Regions from separate parts of the Homo sapiens genome. Here region 1 is linked to region 2. A link is a loop called in an ENCODE intact Hi-C map of the cell type or tissue named here. Cell type or tissue: heart left ventricle. All regions are shown on one strand. Links, peaks and the distances in the headings refer to the core of each region. The heading gives the core; the rest is flanking DNA.

What was found. A loop is a pair of places that touch in the nucleus more often than their neighbours do. Peaks named below come from ENCODE experiments on the same cell type or tissue, not always from the same donor. Only the 100,000 strongest peaks of a DNase experiment are listed, where the experiment ranks them.
Region 1: a loop joins it to region 2, with 3 times the contacts of the local background. A loop is called at or near these places in 3 of 110 quality-filtered maps.

Annotation. Positions count from the first base shown.
Region 1 is chr2:20,393,573-20,401,191 of GRCh38, forward strand. It overlaps the pseudogene SLC7A15P. Among named protein-coding and RNA genes, the nearest start is that of PUM2, 47 kb to the left of the region's middle. In heart left ventricle, for the core only: a CTCF peak has its summit at 2,625 (motif pointing right); a DNase peak (open chromatin) is centred at 2,612.
Region 2 is chr2:20,957,203-20,968,390 of GRCh38, forward strand. No RefSeq gene overlaps it. Among named protein-coding and RNA genes, the nearest start is that of APOB, 81 kb to the right of the region's middle. RefSeq lists an enhancer at 5,852-5,901. In heart left ventricle, for the core only: CTCF peaks have their summits at 5,951 (motif pointing left) and 6,157; a DNase peak (open chromatin) is centred at 5,946; H3K27me3 peaks cover 3,407 bases.

The DNA.
Region 1 (7,619 bases), core at 1-5,000, 570 kb before region 2:
AAGACCAGCCTGGCCAATATGGTGAAACTCCATCTCTACTAAAAATACAAAAATTAGCTGGGCGTAGTGGCGGGCACCTGTAATCCCAGCTACTCAGGAGGCTGAGGCAGGAGAATCACTTGAACCCAGGAGGTGGAGGTTGCGGCGAGCCGAGATCGAGCCACTGCACTCCAGAGTAGGCGACAGAGCAAGAATCCATCTCAAAAAACAAACAAACAAAAAAAACCAAAAAAACAGTCTCCACAGTAATCCCATATTCCTCTCCATGGTCCATCCATACCTGCTGTGTCCTCTCCTCCCTGGACCTGGTTACCCCAGGTGAACCACAGAGACCTACCTCTGGAAGCTGTGGTGACTAGTTACTGTTAGGTTGGTCATTCTGGTGTCCAGAGTGTGTTCGACCGGGGAAGAGATGCTCCCTGTGGCTCCCCTGGGGCCTGCTTGACACTCAGCTCTGCTTTCCAGCCCTGAATTCTGTCAATGGCTCTTATTTATCGTCCCATACCAACTCCAGCCCTGATGTTCACCATGGCTGTGGCTTTGGTCCTGGGCATTCCAGGAAGTTTCAGTACCACCGTGAACTTCATAAGGCAAGTGAGACGGTCCTCCCACATCAGGTATCTGAAGCCCCCGTGTGTACACATTCACACACATGCATGTGTACATAAACATGCATGCACACCCCTGGACCCCTCCCACTATATACACACATATGTGTAGTACATGTAGTCATAAATGTGCACACACCTCTGGAGACCCCTGTGTGTACACACTCACACTCACATGTGCATATAGATGTAGACACACCCATGCACACTTCTGCAAGCCCAGGCTCAGGTCCCCTGAACACGCATCTACATTTCAGCCATGCTTTCCCAGTCGTGTTTCCAAAATTAAACATGGCTCTCTCCTCTCTTGCCCTGTTTCTAAAAATTCAGTAAGACATATGTTTACCAAGAGACAGACACATTAAAGGCTTCTGCTGTCTTTGTCAGTTTTCCTTTTTTCTTTTTCCTTTATTCTGTTGCTAAGATGATGTTAAGGAATATTCAGGCATTATTCTCGCTACCTGTGTAGCCCCCGGCTGTGGTACGATTTTTCCTTTATGGTCGAGGTCTGCATTCTGAACTCTGGCCTAACATGATCTCTACTGAACGCAGGTCAGAGCCACAACCAATCTGCACAGGCACAATAATCATGTTCTGACCCCATTTATTACTTTCTCAAGGGCAGAAATTGATGGGCTGTTATGATATGCAGTTTATGATCTCATTTGAAGCAGGGTCAATGGGCAGCAGGCAAGCGTAATGTCTGGGTGCAGAGGGAGTTCTCAGAAGTTTTTAAAATTATTATTTATATACTTATTTTAAATAAATAGAGATGAGGTCTTGCTATGTTGCCCCGGCTGGTCTTGAACTCCTGGACTCAAGTGATCCTCCCACCTCTGCCTTCCAAAGTGCTGGATTACAGATGTGAGCTGCCGCACCCGGCCCAGAAGAAGTTTTTAAGCATTGCCCGTTTTCTTTCTCTGTTGTCATAGGCTAATTAATTTGGAACAGCTTGTACTGTGCTTGATGCGACTCTCTTAAGAACAGTAAGTAACATACAAGGGTTTTTTCTTTTATTTTTTTCCTATAAGAAAGAATAAAATCAGTATACGGTAAGAACAAAATCAAATCCATAGTGAGCTTAGGGGGACTTTAGGCTGAGACTGGGGAATGTGGTTGAGGATGTCTCTGCAGAATGAGGATTCCTGAATGGTCCATCCCAAGTAGGACCCAACATCTCCCAGCACTGACCATCTCCAAAGATAACCTGGTCTGGACCCTGCTTCCAGGGTTAGGAGTTTTTATCAGACCTACATCAGCCACCCAACTACAAGCACTGGGGAGGGCACAGCAAAGGGTTTGTCTGGGTGCTCAGTGGCCCAGCTCACCATGCCACCAGCCCAGAGGGAAATGATAGGTGGTTGTTGGTGGGGGTGGGGGTTCTGCTGTGGGTGTGCTGTCCCTGAAGACAGCACAGGCTTCCTTGAGATTCTACCAAGATTTTCTTTTTTCTTTCTTTAAGAGAGGATCGCTAGGTGCGGTGGCTCACACCTGTAATCCCAGCACTTTGGGAGGCCGAGGTGGGTAGATCAGTTGAGGTCAGGAGTTTGTGACCAACCTGGCCAACATGGTGAAACCCCGTCTTTACTAAAAATACAAAATTTAGCCAGGAGTGGTGGCACATGCCTGTGCCCCCACCTTACAAGGTAAGGTCTTACGAAGTCTGCAAGGTAGACTTTGAGACAGACTTTGGGCTTTTCCAACCCTAGGCTCCTGCGTGAGGCAGGTCTTTGGGCCACAGCCTCATTCAGAGCCAAGAAGAAGACTGTACGGGGCTGCCACGATCATTATATTTGGTAGAGAATTTCCATATTTTTCTGGGGCTGGAGGGACAGTTGAATCACAAGGCATTAACTTTGCTTGCCAGGGACTCATTTCTCCTCTTGAGGACTCGGAGGGAAAACAGATGCAGAGAGAATCCGTGCACACACTTGGGTTCACACAGCACAGAGAGCAGAATGCTGGCTCCCAAGGCTCTGCTCCCTGGAGAGCCTCCAGTAGCCCAGCAGGTGGCTCTCCTGGTCCAGGCGAAGTTTAATGGCAGGGAGTGGAAGAGAGGAGCTGCCTGCAGGTGTAAACAACAGGAAGGCAGGCAGGAGGGACAGAGCCTGTGGACCACACACTACCTCCTGTTCCCCCTTCATCATCTGGGTCTCAGGGGCCAAATCCCCACCGTGCCCACTGCAGGTTCCCACCTTCATTCCCGCCATCACACTCCTGGCTTATCTCTACTGGTGCTGGCGCCCGTCATCAACCATCCCCAGACAGAGTTCCTAAACATCTTCCTCTTCCTGCTCAGTGGCTTCCTGGTGTACTTCCCACTTGTCCACTTCCAGTGCCAGCCCAGGTGTTTGCAGCTGGCCGCTCTACATCTCTAGATGCTCCTGGAAGTTGCTCCAGACACTAAAATATTGGCTGAAGGACTGGACAGGTTCTGCACTGCCCTCTTTGCTGCAAACACCTCTATCCCCACACAAGTGGCCTTGCCCAGTTCTCTGTAGGTTGACTTAGTGCTGTAACTCTATGATAGCTCAGCTGTCATAGAGTTCTGGGTTACCCTCTCCTGAGAGTGCTCCCCTTCTCTAAGAACTGTTCCTTCAACGTTCGACGCAGCCAAGCTGGTGTTACATGATGGCCTCTCTGGGTCATAGTTCTTTCATAGTTTTTTTGTAGCCTATGTGGGCAGCATGGAATAAGTTTCCTTCTTTGGGATTTTGGTATGAGAATTCGGTGGTCCAATTCAGGCTCAGATGGTTGCTCAAGCTAAAGCATTGCCAATCTTGGGCTCTACGTGGGGCCATCTTTTATCATGTGGGCAGAGAAGTAGAGAAAGCCATTGTGGTGGGGAGAAAGAAGATCCTTAATGACATATGCTGAGAAATTCTGTGACCCCAAGGATCTGGGAAGGAAATCTGAGAAAGTAGTGGCTTTGATTTCTGATTGTTTTCCAGTTCTGGTCCCTGTCTTTCTGTGGTCTAACTGCCATCTAATGATCTTTCTTGGTTTTTGATTGTCTGAGACAATGTGATACCTTGAAATAAATTTCCCATCATAACTCAGGTGAATTAGAACAGGCTCCTATTTCTTGCAACTAGAAAAATTTCGGCTCTGATAAGCCTTCTTGTTCAGGAAGAAACAATAGTAGAAGTCCTCTGCTTATCCTTCTGGAATACATTCCAAGACCTCCAGTGGATGCCTGAAACCATGGGTAGTACCAAACCCTATACATACTATGTTTTTTAGACCTGATAATCAAGACGGCTGCTAAGTGACTCCCACATGGGGAGCATATACAAGATGGATATGCTGGACAAAGGGATGGTTCATGTCCTTGGCGGTATGAGGTGGGATGGTGAGAGATTTTGTCATGCTATCAGATCAGTGTGCAATTTAGAACTTATACATTGTTTATTCCTGGAATGTTCCATTTAATATTTTCAGACCTCTGTTGATCACAGCTAACTGAAACACTGGATAAGAGGAGACTATGGTACTTTAGTTTCTGTTTGAAGCTACCTATTGGTTTGAATAGGGAAAGAAGCAAGAGACATATTCCTGGGAAGGAGAGGTTATCAGATTTGAGTAGAAGAGAGGACAGTCACATTTCTAGAAGAAAGGATGAAAAGTTGGAGCTAACCCCAGAAGGCTAACCTGGTTATGGGACTAAATAGAGACAAAGGAGCAGAGAAATCTGGCTGCCCGGGGGAGAAAATGGCAGAGGATGGAAAGACACAGGGCCTAGAAAGAGGCTGGGAGTGCAGCTCCTGGGTGCACCCCTGGATGTGACTCAGAGAGGGGCTGATGACGCTGTTCAGTGTCTGCACTCCTGAAAACTGGGCCTGGGCAGCCTGCACGTGGCTTTGCTCATTGACGTGGAAAAGGTGGCAACACCTGCTGTATGAACCTTTGTCTTGGCAGGTTTTTTGCTTACATCAATGAATCCTCCATTTCTTTGACACAAACTGAATGTCCAACAGTTCAATTCAATTCTAGACTTCACAGGTTTAGGGACTGAGTCCCACAAGACTGCCCTCACTTCAGACACTAGTTGCAAGTATTGGGTGCCCGGGTCACCCACATTTCTGTCTGACTTGGCTACAAAGTTGGGGAATTCCACAGGCTCCCTCTTCAGGCTTGAAAATTTGCAAGAATGTCTCAGATGTCTCAGGAATCCATTTAACTCACTATTACCAGTTAATTTCAAAAGACACCACTCATGTACAGCCAGATGGAAGAGCTGAACCAGGCAGAGCATGAGGGAAGGGCACAGAGCTTCCACGCCCTCTTCCCAGTAGCCACGCTTTCGGCACCTCAAGGCGTTCACCAATCTGGAAGTTCCCCAAATCCTGTCATATAGGGACTTTATGGAGGTTTCTTTACATAGACATGATTGACTAAATCATTGGCCATTGGCTGGACTCACTCTCCAGCGCCTATCTCCTCCCCAGAGGTTTAGGGATGAGGCTGAAAGTCCCAACCCTCTAATCATGCCTTGGGCTTTCTGGCAAGGAGACCCCATCCTGAAACTATCCAGGGGCCCTCAGCCACCTGTCATCTCATTAGCATACAAAAGTCACTCTTATCATTATGGAGATTCCAAGGGTTTTAGGAACAGTGTATGAAGAACTAGGGACATGAGCCAAATACTTATTTTTTGTTATATCACGCTCCTTAATTATAAACACTTTATTAGCCCTGTTCCCCAGAACACAGCTGCCAGTGAAATTCTAGGAAAATCTTCACATTCCTTCTCCTCCCAGCAGGACAGCCTGCCTTAGAGAAAAAGATTCCAAGAGAGACTGGTCCTATCCAGCTCCTCTCAAAAGAGGCCATGAATTTGGCTGAACATTCGCCAGGAAAGGCTCTGGGGTCTCCAGCAGGAATTAGTCCTTTCCTCCTTTGGCCTCCCACCAAACTGCTCCTGTGCCATTTGTGAGCTTTTCTGGGTCCTGGATGCTGGGTTTGGCTGTGTGTCATATTGCCCTCTGGGCTGAAGGTTTGGTGAGCGTGGGGGCTCGTTCTCAGATTCGTCTGTACATCCCTCAGTTCCCATCATGGTTCTGGGCTCCTTGCTGATCAATGATACTTGGTGAATCAAAATAATGAAATATTTGTTGAATGATGAGAGAATGACTCACGTTTCTATTTTTAAGACTTGCACTCGTGCTCATCTTCCCCATGGCCCTGGCTCCAAGGCCCTGTCCTGAGAAGGTTCTCTAAGGAGGAAGGACATCTTCCATGTCTTGAGCAGTCCCCTCTAGCTGTCATGGACACATGCCTGGAGGTGGGAGGCAGAGTGGGTGGCTGAACCAGGTACAGGCTAGGTTCTGGGTCATGCACCTGTTAGACCGAGTCTCACTTCATTATTCAATCTTCCCATCCTTCCCCAGACCAACTGCCTTTCGGCTCCCACTCCTCTTGTGTGGAAGAAAGCACCAAGGTGGAAGAAAGTACCCAAAGCAGGACTCTGTGATGGCAGCTTCTTACCCCCTCAAATTACCTGGCACACCTTCCCCGAGCTCCTCTCCTGCCCCCAGCCCTTTCATGGGCCCCGGGATGGTAGTGGGGGGTGATCCCAGATGGGCATCTGAGACTTCTCAGGGAATTAGTATGTTGGACTTTCTTGCCCCAAGTGAAGATCATGGTCTCCATAGTTATTTCTCTGCTATAAGGTCAGGGATGACATAGTAAATGTCACGGTTCTGGCCTTTGGCCTGGAAAAAAATGTTCTGAATCTTGGGGACAAGATTGGTGGATCACCTGAAGTCAGGAGTTTGAGACCAGTCTGGCCAGCATGGCGAAAACCCCATCTCTACTAAAAATACAAAAGTTAGCCAGGCATGGTGACACACACACCTATAATCCCAGCTACTTGAGAGGCTCAGGCAGGAGAATCATTTGAACCCGGGAGGTGGAGGTTTTAGTGAATCAAGATCACGCCACTGCACTCCAGCCTGGGCGACAGAGTGAGACTCTGTCTTCAAAAAAACGAATGACATGGAGTAGAGCCAGCCCGCAGCTAACCCTTTATGGGCATATAGTGTGAGCAAAATTAACCTTTTGTGATATCGTGATGTAATAAGAAATATGTATTTGGTGTTAGTCCCTAGTTCCCTTGTAACTTCCTGAGTGGTACTGGTAGGAGGAGCATCTTTTTCTATTCATAATAAGCCCTTTCAACCATGAGCTTATGCTACTGGGGTGACTCTAAGAGGAGAGGGGCTGGTTGCCAGAGGTAGCAACCATGTGATTAGAGGGGTGGAACTTTCCGCTCCAGGCACCCCACCTCCAGGGATAGGAGAGGGGATGGGAATTGAGCCTGATCACCAGTGGCCAGTGATTGACTCAATCATGTTTACATAATGGAAACTCCATAAAAACCCTAAATGAGGGGGTTTGGAGAGCTTCCAGGCATGGAGGTGCTGGGAGGGTGGTGTATCTGGAAAGGGCAGGGAAGCTCCATGCCTCTTTCCCACCTTTCCCTGTGTACCTCTTCATCTGGACTGTTCATTTGTATCTTTTATAATACACTAGTAATCATAAGTTAGGAGCTGGGAGTGGTAGTGCACACCTGTAGTCTCAGCTACTCACGAGGCTGAGGTGGAAGGATCCCTTGAATTCAGGAGTTTGAGACTAGCCTGGGTGACAGAGTGAGACCCTGTCTCTACAAAATTTAAGTAAATAAATAAAAGCACACATAAATAAGGTGTTTTCTTGAGTTCTGTGAGTCATTAAAGCAGATTATCAAACACGAGGAGGTGGCTGTGGAAACCCCTGATTTTTTGCCAAGTTGGTCAGAAGTAGCAGAGGCCCGGGACTTGTGTAACTGAGCATGTAATGTGTGGCGTCTGTGCCCACTGTGTGTGGATAATATCACAATTGAATTGTAGGACATCCAGTTGCTGTCAGGAGAGTTGGAGAATTGCTTGGTGTGGAAAATCCACACATTTGATGTTGTGAGTAGAGATATACAGGGTTTTCTTTTATTTTATTGTTTTAAACCACTGAGAG
Region 2 (11,188 bases), core at 3,593-8,592:
CCATAATATGCTTATGCTCCCTTCCTCCTGGGATGCTGTGCTCTGCCACCATATTTCTCTTTGCAAAAACCAAGCAAAACCAACATAAAATAAAATATAATTCCACCTGTCTTTTAAGGCCTCACTCAAATGCCTCGTCATCCAACGAGCTCTCCCTGGTCTGTTCAGCTGAAGGGAGTCCCTCTCTGTGCCTGCGGAAGGTCAGCTCACGCGTTTCCCACTGCCCTCTGTTATGTGGAATTGTGCACAGTGACTCCTGCCACCACACTGTTGGATTTCTTGAGGCAGAACTCATCTATGTCTCAGTTCCTGGCATGGTGCCTGCCACTGAAGAGGTGCTCAATAATTATGTTCTGGACGCCATTAAAACTATGCCTCTGCAGTGCCTCGTGCCTGCCTGGTATCTTCCAGCTTTTGTGATGCCAGGACCCAGAGTGCAGTCTCCACACTGGCTCAGGGAGCTGTGGAGGGGGGAGCTTCTGAGATGGGCCTTGAAGGGTACAGAAGAGGTGAAGTCACTTCTCGGTGACAGCGAGGAGCAGAGAGCTGCCTTATCTGAGTTTCCATGTAACTGCACGTATGTTTGACCTGAACACACAGGAACTCTGGGCCTTGCACATGGAGACAGGCAGTCCGCCAGCAATATGGGGCTCCTGGCTCTGTTCTCTAGGGAAGTTTCTTCCGGCAACCCCACTGGAGCTGGGAGGCGCAGGCGACCGAGCACCAGATCGAAGCTGGAACCTCCTTCTGGAGGCCTGGGCTGGGTCAGTGTGTGTGTTGTGCCGCCAGCACCTGAGTGGCACCCGTCCCCTCACATGGGGTTTGTCAAGCGTCTCTGCATCCCTGGCCTCGGGAAGAAGGGCCCCGGTGGGAGCGGGAGCGTTGACACCCTCCCCTCTGATCTGAACACAGGTTTCTAATTTCCCAGTAATTTGCCCTTTCTCCCTCTTCCCAGTTGGCTTCCCTGTCACTTCATTTCCTGCCGTATTCTCATCTTACAGCAAAGGTGAAGAGAGTTGACCTCTCCTTGCCCCAAAGCGGAATAAAATCCAGAACAGATTTTTGTGAATAAAAATAGGCTTGAATACCCACAGCCAGCCACCTTGGGCTCCGCTCAGCCCATCTGGCCTGTGGAGTTCTCTCCCCACCCGGCCAGCCCACAGGGCAGAGCTGCGGAGGGTGGGCCGGTGGCCAGCCAGAGCCAGAGCAGGCCCAGCCGGGGGCTGTTGGACAACTTTATCCTCTCACATGGGGGACGGCTGCCTTTTCCAGTGGACTAGGGAGGAAAGATTGAAATGTCAGCACCTGGTGGGAAAAAAACAATTTCTGTTTAGAACATTTGGGAAAATTCCAAGAGGGATGCAACTGATCCCCCTCCCCCTCCTAGTATTTTCAAAGGGATTGTGGCTTCAGAGCTAGACAGACCCCAGGTCCGGTTCTTGCTCTTTTGTGGTCAGCTGTATTATCTAAGGTAAGAAACTTCATCTCTATGAACCTTAGTTTCGTCATCTGCAAAATGGAGATAAGGATGTAGATTCTGCAGGTAGGCTGGGAGGATACATGAGCAAGACAATCACAGGTGTTCAGCGCAGGGTCTATCTATGTGTCCTTCCTCCCATTCAGGTTTCAGCTTAAACGCCAGAGGGGTGTGATGCCCCCTCTAAATGCAGTGGCCAGTTCTGGTCCATCAGAGCGCCCTCTATTCCCTTTCCATGGTGGGATGTTTTCTTATTTCTTGTTTATGTGTGCTGTCTGGCTATGCGTGCTGTCTGGCTCCCGGTCCTAGCAGGAAAGACTGCCAGAGCAGGAACACTGCATTGGGGCACCCTATGATGCTGGCAGAGAGAGGGCACTCAAGAAAGATTTATTTAAAAAGTGGGTGCAGAAATTACAGCTATTATTTTTATTGTGTCAGGGTAACTTTTTCAACATATGATTTGGTGTTTTTACCTTTCCCTGTATTTTCCCAGTTTCCCATCCTTTTTCAAGCAGTTAGAGGCCCTGGGCATCCTTATCTCAGGGGGTGTTTGTGGTTAGCTTAAAAACAAAAGTTGCTGCAAGATACACTTTCCTTCCTGGATTTTATTCCCAAAGAGTCTGAAACTATTGAAAAGATAGTGCTGGTTGTCTGGAAGGTTTGAGGAGAGAAAGAAAATGAGAGAGAAGGAGACAGATTTTGGAAGAAACATGAAGACAGAGGGACTTCCCATCTTCCTTCTCCTTTAATCCAAAAAAAGATTTCTGGCAGTGGGTGGGGCAGGAGGATGGTCCGAGGGTTCTGTGAGCAGCAGCGGATGCCCACATACCCATGAGACAGCATCCTGAGAAGGTAGCCAACATGCAGAGGAGGTGGGGACCGCGCACTGGGCTTCCCTAGGGGTGAGAGTGGCACCAGAACAGCAGAATGGCCTGGTGTGATGGGCATGTGGGCAGGGCCAGCTAGGGCTGCTGACCGACAGGCCTCCCTGGCACCCTGATGCTGCTTACAACCCTGGAGAAGGCACAGCTCTAGAATGACGGAAGCTCAATCAGGGCTCAGAGTCAGAACTGAGTTCCACTCTCTGCTCTGCTTTATTTATTCAGAGTCTTCGATGATGTGCCCTGGGCTGGTGTTTGGAGAAAGGCAAGTGTGGGTATGAGCAGCAGCATTGCAGGTTCCGGACACCCCGGAGGCACAGCACCCCTGTACCTACCATCACTCCTGGGCTCAGCTTGGCACTGCTCAGCCAGGACTTCACACCTGTGATGATCAGAGGGCACTATGTATCAGGTGTACATTCCCCATCCCCCTACAAAAAGGTAGTAATTCTTTGTTTTTCTACAGCACTACTAAATCTAGTAGAAGGACTCTTTTTACCACAGTTGATGTCTAATATCTGTTGCTTTTCGCGGCTCCCTGTCCCTCACTGTCATATGAGAACCTCAGGGCTTTGTGATTCAGGAGAAGTGTGGAAGAGGCCACAGCTGCAGATGTGAATGGTGCACAGCTGTGGTTTCTTGCCCAGGCCATGTGGTTCATTAGAAGGCAGCTGGCTCCACTGTCAGCCTTGTTCCTACTCTGCCGAGCTCTGCAAGGGGTACTTCCAGGGTAGGCTCAGCCCTGATGCTCCTAGCCACATCTCCGTGGCACCTCTGGCAGGTCCAACTGCTCTCCAACTCTGTGTGCAAATGGGATAGGGACCCCTTCCACCCTCCAGCCTCAGGATCCCACTCCCTGGAGGCAGACCTCTTCTCTTTGTCCCTTAAAGAACCAGCTTCCAATTCCTTCCCAGCTAGGACAGAACCAGACAATTCTTCCTATGGCCTTGGTTTTCCAAGAGAAGGTCACCTTTGTCTCACCTGGTGATGTCTCCCCTGAAGCACAGAAGAGAATCACGAGTACTTGTTTCAAAGAAAATGACCAAAATCTGTCTTAGCTTCCCATCGCTGCTATAACAAGTCACCACAATTTGCTGGCTTCAAAAAACACACATGGATCTTACAGTTCTGTAGAAGTTTGACATGGGCTTCACTGGGCTAAAAGTAAGGTGTTGGCAAGGCTGTATTCCTTTCTAGGACTGATGTAATTCAACTCTGTGTCCCCACCCAAATCTCACATTGAACTGTCTGTGTCACCACCCAAATCTCACATTGAACTGTCTGTGTCACCACCCAAATCTCACATTGAACTGTAATTCTCAATGTTGCAGAAGGGGCCTGGTGCGAGGTGATTGGGCCATGGGGGCAGACTTCCCCCTTGCTGTTCTTGTGATAGTGAGTGAGTTCTTACAAGATCTGGTTGTTTAAAAGTGTGTAGCCACCTTGCACCTCGATCTCTCTTGCTTCTTCTCTGGCTGTGTAAGATGTGCCTGTTTCCCCTTCACTTTACGCCATGATTGTAAGTTTCCTGAGGCCTCCCCAGCCATGCTTCCTGTGCAGCCTGAGGAACTGTGAATCAATTGAAGCTCTTTTCTTTATAAATCACCCAGTCTCAGGTAGTTCTTTACAGCAATGCGAGAACAAGCTAATACAGGGATGAATTCATTCCCTTCCCTTTTTCACCTTCAAGTGCCTGTATTCCTGGGGCCCCGGCCCCTTCCTTCTTTTTTGAAGCCAGTAGCTGAGCATCACTCCAAACCGCTCATAAGGAAATGGCATTCTACTTGAGTAGCAGACAGGTGAGCCAACAAATACAATCTCATGTGGTAAGCGAAGAACAGGTTCAGGGAAGAAGCATGGTCAAAAAAGGGCCCAGTACCCTGGGTGAGAGAGGGATGGGTTCTCAGAGGGCTGCTACTCAAGCCAAGGCTTATCTTACCTCCTCTACCCAACTGTGGAAAAACTTGAAGAAGTAATTGGGTATAACTCATCTTCTTATTTTCCTTGATGCTAAATTCACTGCTTTGCAACCTGTAGACACCCAATAAATATCACTTGCAATGAACCAGTTCTCTTCTGAGTCATTTTTGTCTTCTGGGCTACAGTTGCAGATGGGAGATGAGAGAACAGTGCCAAGCTAGAGGGCTGAGCTAGCATCCTCAGGACAGAGCCCTAGCTTTAGGGCTTGGCAGATTTTTATTGTCATGCATTTTCTTCCCTTAGCAGAGATGAATTCCAGAATTGAGGCAGGAAGCTCTCTGTTTAGTTGTGGGACCTCACCAGGAATTCACCCCAGACATCAGGGAATTAGATTTAAAATCTCGCCCTTGCATTTAAGCAGGGCTTTAGGATCACTTGGGGGTTGATAATTGATAGATGTCTCCTCGTTTGAGTTTCTTCATAAAATAACATGCAGGGAGCAAGGGAATGAAATTGAGCAAGTGAAATACTTGGCAGAGTCTCAGGAAAGACGTTAAGAATAGATCTATGAGCTGTGCCCCATGGCGGGGGGGTTGCTTCTGAGTCGGGAGGTGCATGGGTTGGCGGCAGGAGGAAGCGTCATGGAGCCTCTGTTTCTGAGCCCATGTGTTGAGATTCCAGCCTCTAGTCAGAAAATTCCCCTTGCAGCTTCTGCCTGGTCCAGCCCCTGAGCCATGAGCATCTTCTGGTCCTCTTGCCTCAGATTGTTCCCCATTCACTCTTCCCATCTTCTCCTTCACACAAACTTCAGGATCAGGACCCACAGAGGTCTTGGGACCTGTAGGCTGCGGGAGAAGGCTGTGGATGTTTAAAACCACATGTCACCACCTCCTGGCAGGGGCTGGCTAAGGACAGGACTAAACTCTCAGTGGTGAGTTAATGTTTGCTGAGGGAATGAATGAAGGAATGACATAGGCAAAATGAAGCTAAATTATCCGTTAAGGTTATCTATGGTACTTTCCCTGGGCCATGATTCTCCCTCTTAGATGGGAGGAGCTCAGCTCCCTAGACCCCTCCTAAGCTCTTGCAGGGCCTGTAGCATCCAGGGATAACAGAGCAGAGGACTGGGGCAGCCTACTTTCTTTGAAGGGCCACTCTCCATGCCACCCTTTGAATCAGCACTGGTGACCAATTAGTAGAGTGTGATATGAGTAGTGGATGAAGACCTGTCTAGCATTAAAAAAAAGAGACAGAATTGAGAAATAAGGGTATTGCTTTGTAAAAATGTGCTGCTGTTTTGCACATGATAGACAGTATACTAAAAGTGGCTTGCAACGTTAAATGTATTTCTTACCATGGGTCAAGGTCAAAAAAGTTAGAGCATCCAGCATCTCAGAATTGCTGAGGGCTCTCATGCTCCCTGGGAGGAGATGCTAAGGTCTGACCAGGCAACTTCAATTGTAAAATAAAGATGCCTAACCATCCACAATGACCTCTTCCTGAGACCTTGGGGGCAAGTGGAGGAGGACTGGCTGGGAGTAAGAGGCCAGGGCTCTGAGCCTCCATCTGTGTGTACTTACTGTGAGCCTTGGGCACATTGCTAATTCCTCTTCCACCTGTTTTCTCCTCCAATGTGGAGGTTACATTGTGTCTGTGTGCACTGCTGCCCTCTGGTGGTGAGCTCTATACTTCACTGCAGCCACGGCATCCAATTTGGGTTTGTTGACTGGCTTGTGGCTGTCCAGATTTTCCCCTCTTCTTGTTCTCAAAAGGTGAGCCTTACCCCCAGGTGGAGTAGCATCCCACATGTTAAAAAAAAACTCACATGTGTTGTGAGTTTTCTGCAAAGGCCTCTGCTGTTCAAATGCGTTGCCTGGAGATACTCTCATGCGAGAATGTAAATCAAAGGGCAAGCTAATAGGGAACTACTTTGTAGCCAAAGTTTGATGAGGTCCACCTGCTTCAGGGTACGTAGCTGTATGCCAGGTACTCTTGATGCATCTGCCGGCTCTGAACAGTGTTTTATGAAGCTGTTGAGAGAGTGGGACCAGATGTTTAGAAAGAAGAGCTTGTCTTGTCACTTCCCTCAGCTTCTTCCTTTTTTGATGGTATCAGCAACTCTTTGCATTTCCAATTAAGACTCTAGTTAAATTCCCTTCAGCATTTGACTCAACCTCTTGCAAGAGGCAAGATAAGTGATTTAAAAAAAAAAAAAAAACTCTTACTTAAAGAGCATGTTGCATTGTTCTGAGATTTATTTCTAGTAAATCAAAGGGGGACTGAATGTCCCTTAGCATTGTCCTGGGATTGATAAAGGTCAATTGTCTGCAGAAATATGGACCTGAAGTCTCTCCAAGGTTAGAGGTTTCATATTCATGGTCAATGCATCTTCAAATCTCCCATAGCAAATTATCTTGGACCATTGCATTTAATAGGTGCTTAATAATTGTGTGTTAAAAGGTTGAATGGATGAATGAATGAGTAGAGTCTCAGAAATGGCCCTTCAGATGAAGTTTCCGAGCTATGAAGTAACAGTGTACAGTGCACCATGCATGAAGCACATCGGGCAAGGGAACTCCACTGTTACATGGTAGGATTGGTTGGCCTGGAATCAAGTCAGGATATTTAATCAATGAGGTTGAAAGACCCAAGTAAACATTTAGCAAAACTGGAGTCAAAGCACATTTCAAAACAATCATTTAGACTGTTAAGCTGCTATCTTATAGAGTTGGGGGCCCAAAGTAGGGAGTGTTTTATTTTTAAACAACTTGCTTCCCTTCTGACTTCAAGAATCCCCATGATGGTTTGGTTTTGAGGACATTACCAGTCAACCGCAGCCAAGAAGTGATTAGCAAATGCCTGCTCCACAGACGTGGGTCTGACTTCTGGGCTAAGTTCAAAGCAGAGCTCTTAGTTTAATAATGATACAGGATTCACTTTCCTTGAAAACTTCCTATGCTGGAACCATTTTGAGAAAAACAGAAATAATCATGGAAATTTGGGGGCACAAATGAAGACAGGGAGGAAACATTACATGCATATCTGAGTACTTGTCTACAACCCTCACAATGCATCCTGGAGAAGATGTCCCTCCCTTATTCTCTTGATAGGAAATGGCCACTGTTTATAATGAGGCAGAACAAAGCAGGGGCTTACTTCCCCCCCGATGCCAATCAATATGCTGAGAGCTGGCTCCAGTGCTCCCAGAGCCATGGATCAGTGTTACTGCCTTGAAAATCGCTTATTGCTGTGTCATTTAAAGGAATCTGATGAAAGGTTTGAAAGAAATGCTATAATTCTACAAAATATCTTCAAGTGGCATTTCCCAAAACCATGGACAAGTACTGATAGTGTTTTGTGAAATGATTTTAGCCAAAACATAGATAAATATTTTTATTTTAATGCTTATGTATTTAACACATATTACAAATATATACAATTAGCATACCTTACCTGTGATTTCATGAATAATTTTTCTTAGGAAAAGACTAAATAATCTAAGTAAAAATAATACAAAACAAAATAGAAAAGACAAGAAAAGAAGGCATTTTAACTTAAAACCAATAATAGTAGATAGTAAAAACTGTGAAGCTCGTGCTTAAACAACGTGGTTCGGGGAACAGACTCAAAGTGTGTGTTAAGTTTTTGCACTACTATTAGGAGAAACACTGCAGTATAATTCTGCAGTGATTTTTGGAACAAATATTCAAAACTACCACCTAGGGAAAGCTCAGGCACTGTGGTTGTACAGGGAGGAAGCTTTGGGGCCATGGCCACTCTCTTCTTTTCACAGGGAACGTTTTGACAACGGAGTCTTTCTAGTGCCAAGTCTCTGTGCTCCACCAGTGAAGACCGTAGCAGGCAATGATGACTGTGCTTGGAGTCTCCACACTGGAAAGTGGGCTTTTTCCCTGACTTGAGCCCAGCAGCCATCAGAGGGAAGTGGACATCCCCAACGCCATCCCCTCTGCCCACCTGCCGGAGTGTGACTTCCCACCAGTGCCATCAAACCCCCACAGTGCTTCAGAGTGTAGGCCAAGCTAGCAGGTAAGTTTCCCATGAACTCAGGCTCCTCTACCATCTGGGTATGCAGGCTAGAGCATGAGCCCCCACTGCACCTCTTTCAGCATTAAGATATTTCTGAGGCTTTCCTGATAGAGAAGTGGCCTGGGAAGGCATTTAAGAAGACAGCTTAACTGTCCAGGTTCCTTTTCTGTTGACCCTCACCCTGAATCTTGAATCTTGACTAGGGAATTCACCCCTGGCCTTGTGCTGGACTCTTTAGGGACAGAGGTGGGACATGAGATGTTGGCGCTGGGGGAAGCAAGTCTCATCTCACCGAGTGCTCTCCTAGAGAAGGAGCTCAAACAGTGCCCAGAGCTGGTGCTGGGATGCCATTTGGTGGTCTGGAAGTTGCTGATTGCTTTCTCTGTCACAAAGCCTTTGATTTCCACCGGCTTATGTGTACACATGTGGGTATTCTTGGTGGCCTGGCCATTGAGCATAATTAAAAGAAATGATTGGCTTTCTCTTGATGCAAACATCTGGTTTTACTTGAAACAAGATGACTTAGCTGTTTCAGAAACATTCTTGTAACCCTGGATTCACATTTTCTTCTTAAAATATATATTTTCTCTGTTCGGGCAGTATGTTAATGTAAACACTCCTTGTAACTGACAACCGACAGTTTCAGAAGTACGTGGGGCTCCAAGCACCGGAGGAACCGCAAGAATGATTGCGTTTTTGATTTGATCACTGGAAATCTGTTTCAACAGTCACTCTGATTTAAACAATTACTCTGATTTATACTCCAAATGCTGTAATTTGCAGAAAATGTAACCATGTGAGGACATTTTTGTAGAGTATGTCTTGGCAACTTTGTGTTGTTGTGATGTCATTCACTTCAGTTTTAAGGAAGCACAGAGGAAAGAAAAGAAGGAAAACAGCGTCCTTTTTGATGTGCTTTCCTGACCGCCAGGGAAAATGTTCTCAAGTCTTCCTGGCTTACCATTCCTTACCGCTCCCAGCCCACAAGGCCAACACTGAAGGGCTATGAATGACATTGAGGAGAGAAGCGAGAGCCAAGATTTCCTGAAGGCCAAAGAATTAAGTCCAAGAGTGGGGGCAGCTGGTTTTGTTGTCCTGTCTGCTGTCTCTACAGTTAAGACAGGGTAGGTGGGATGCCAGCTCTTGCATCATTCATCAAAGCCCAGGTTTGCAGAGCTGGAAGTCTAGTGGAGAGTGTGAGGTTTAATACCTTCATTGCCTAGAAAGAAAGATCCAGGTAGGTTAAAGAACACTGCAAAGGTTCTAGAGCAAGTTAGTATTAGAGTCAAGGAAGCAACCAGGGCTCTGGTTTTTTGATTCTTTGCAAGATTGTACCTGTTGACATGTAACTGCAGGTTGGTCCCACATTATGAACAGAGAAGGTATCTCAGCAGAATAAGAACAAAAAGTCCTAAGTCAAAATAATTAGGTAGTACACATTTTATAGTTTGCAGCTTAAGGGAGCTAGCATTCCAAGTATTAGTTCCATTTATACCCTGCCCTCCTCCAGTGAATCCAGCCAGGCTAATGCTGCTGGGGAAAGAGCCATGAGGGCACAGAAGGCACTTCTGCCTCTTTGGGAGCAGAACGCCTCTGTGAATGGTCCCATAATTCTGAGTGGCAGCGGGGTGCTCAGCCCCTCTGATCACATCTTCCTAGACCATGTGTCTTCAACTTAGTCCCAGCCCCAGAGAACCAAAAAGAGGTTCTTCTATTTAAAGTTTATCTCCTTAACATCTGTGTGCTTCAGTTAGTTTTGCAGTATCTCCTTAAAATTGACTTATTTCTGCCCATTGCTGAGGAGCGGTGCGCTGTTTCAAGTCCCAGCTCCACCTGTGGTTTGTTGTGTGAACAAGAAGGCATCAGGTTTCTTTGCTGTGCTTCAGTGCGCCCGTCAGTTAAATGAGGGACAAGAGCAGAAAGTGCCAAAATCTCTTCCAGTTTCATCACTCTTGGAATCTGTGGCTCTATCATTTTGTGTATTTGTGTTTCTTATTTAAAAAGTGATACAGGCTCATGGTGACAATTTTTTCCACTTGAACCTCATATTTTGGGGACGTGAAGTTTTTCATGTGCATTGCCCCTTTCAGAGAGCTTTGGGGTGCAGGGACACTCAGCCACAGGTGTGCCCCATAGCCTGGCACTCCTCCCTGGACTGTCCTGAACAACACTCTAATACCAAGGTGGGTGTCTTTCATGCTTCTGAATGATGGGCTCCTGCTAAATGATGGGAAGCCCATTAATTCCTCAGCGAACACAGAACATGTGACAGGCGGCACTCAAAAATTGTTTGTTGGCCAGGTGCGGTGGCTCACACCTGTAATCCAAGCACTTTGGGAGGCTGAGTTGTGTGGATCACCTGAAGTCAGGAGTTCAAGACCAGTCTGGCCAACATGGTGAAATCCCATCTCTACTAAAAATACAAAATTTAGCCGGGCATGGTGGCTTGTGCCTGTAGTCCCAGCTACTTGGGAGGATGAGATATGAGAGTCGCTTGAACCTGTGAGGCAGAGGTTGCAGTGAGCCGAGATCACGCCACTGCACTCCAGCCTGGGTGTCAGAGCGAGATCGTGTCTCAAAAAAAAAAAAATTGTTTTTTGCTAAACAGCACTGGATTGGACATTTGACTAATGTGTCATGCAACAATAAGTTTATCCATGCTAACCACACTGAAAAAAGGCATGGTTCTTTCTTTATTTTCCTAAAACTGATCTGATATTCCACATGAACTCCTACTCACTGGGTAATGGGGCAAAACAAAACTAAAGTTTGGTTCAGTTCAATAATTCCAAATTGATTCCTTTATTGAAGACTTTCTTTAGCTAAATGCCCTGTCCTTCAGCCCTCCTCCCTTGCCCTTTAT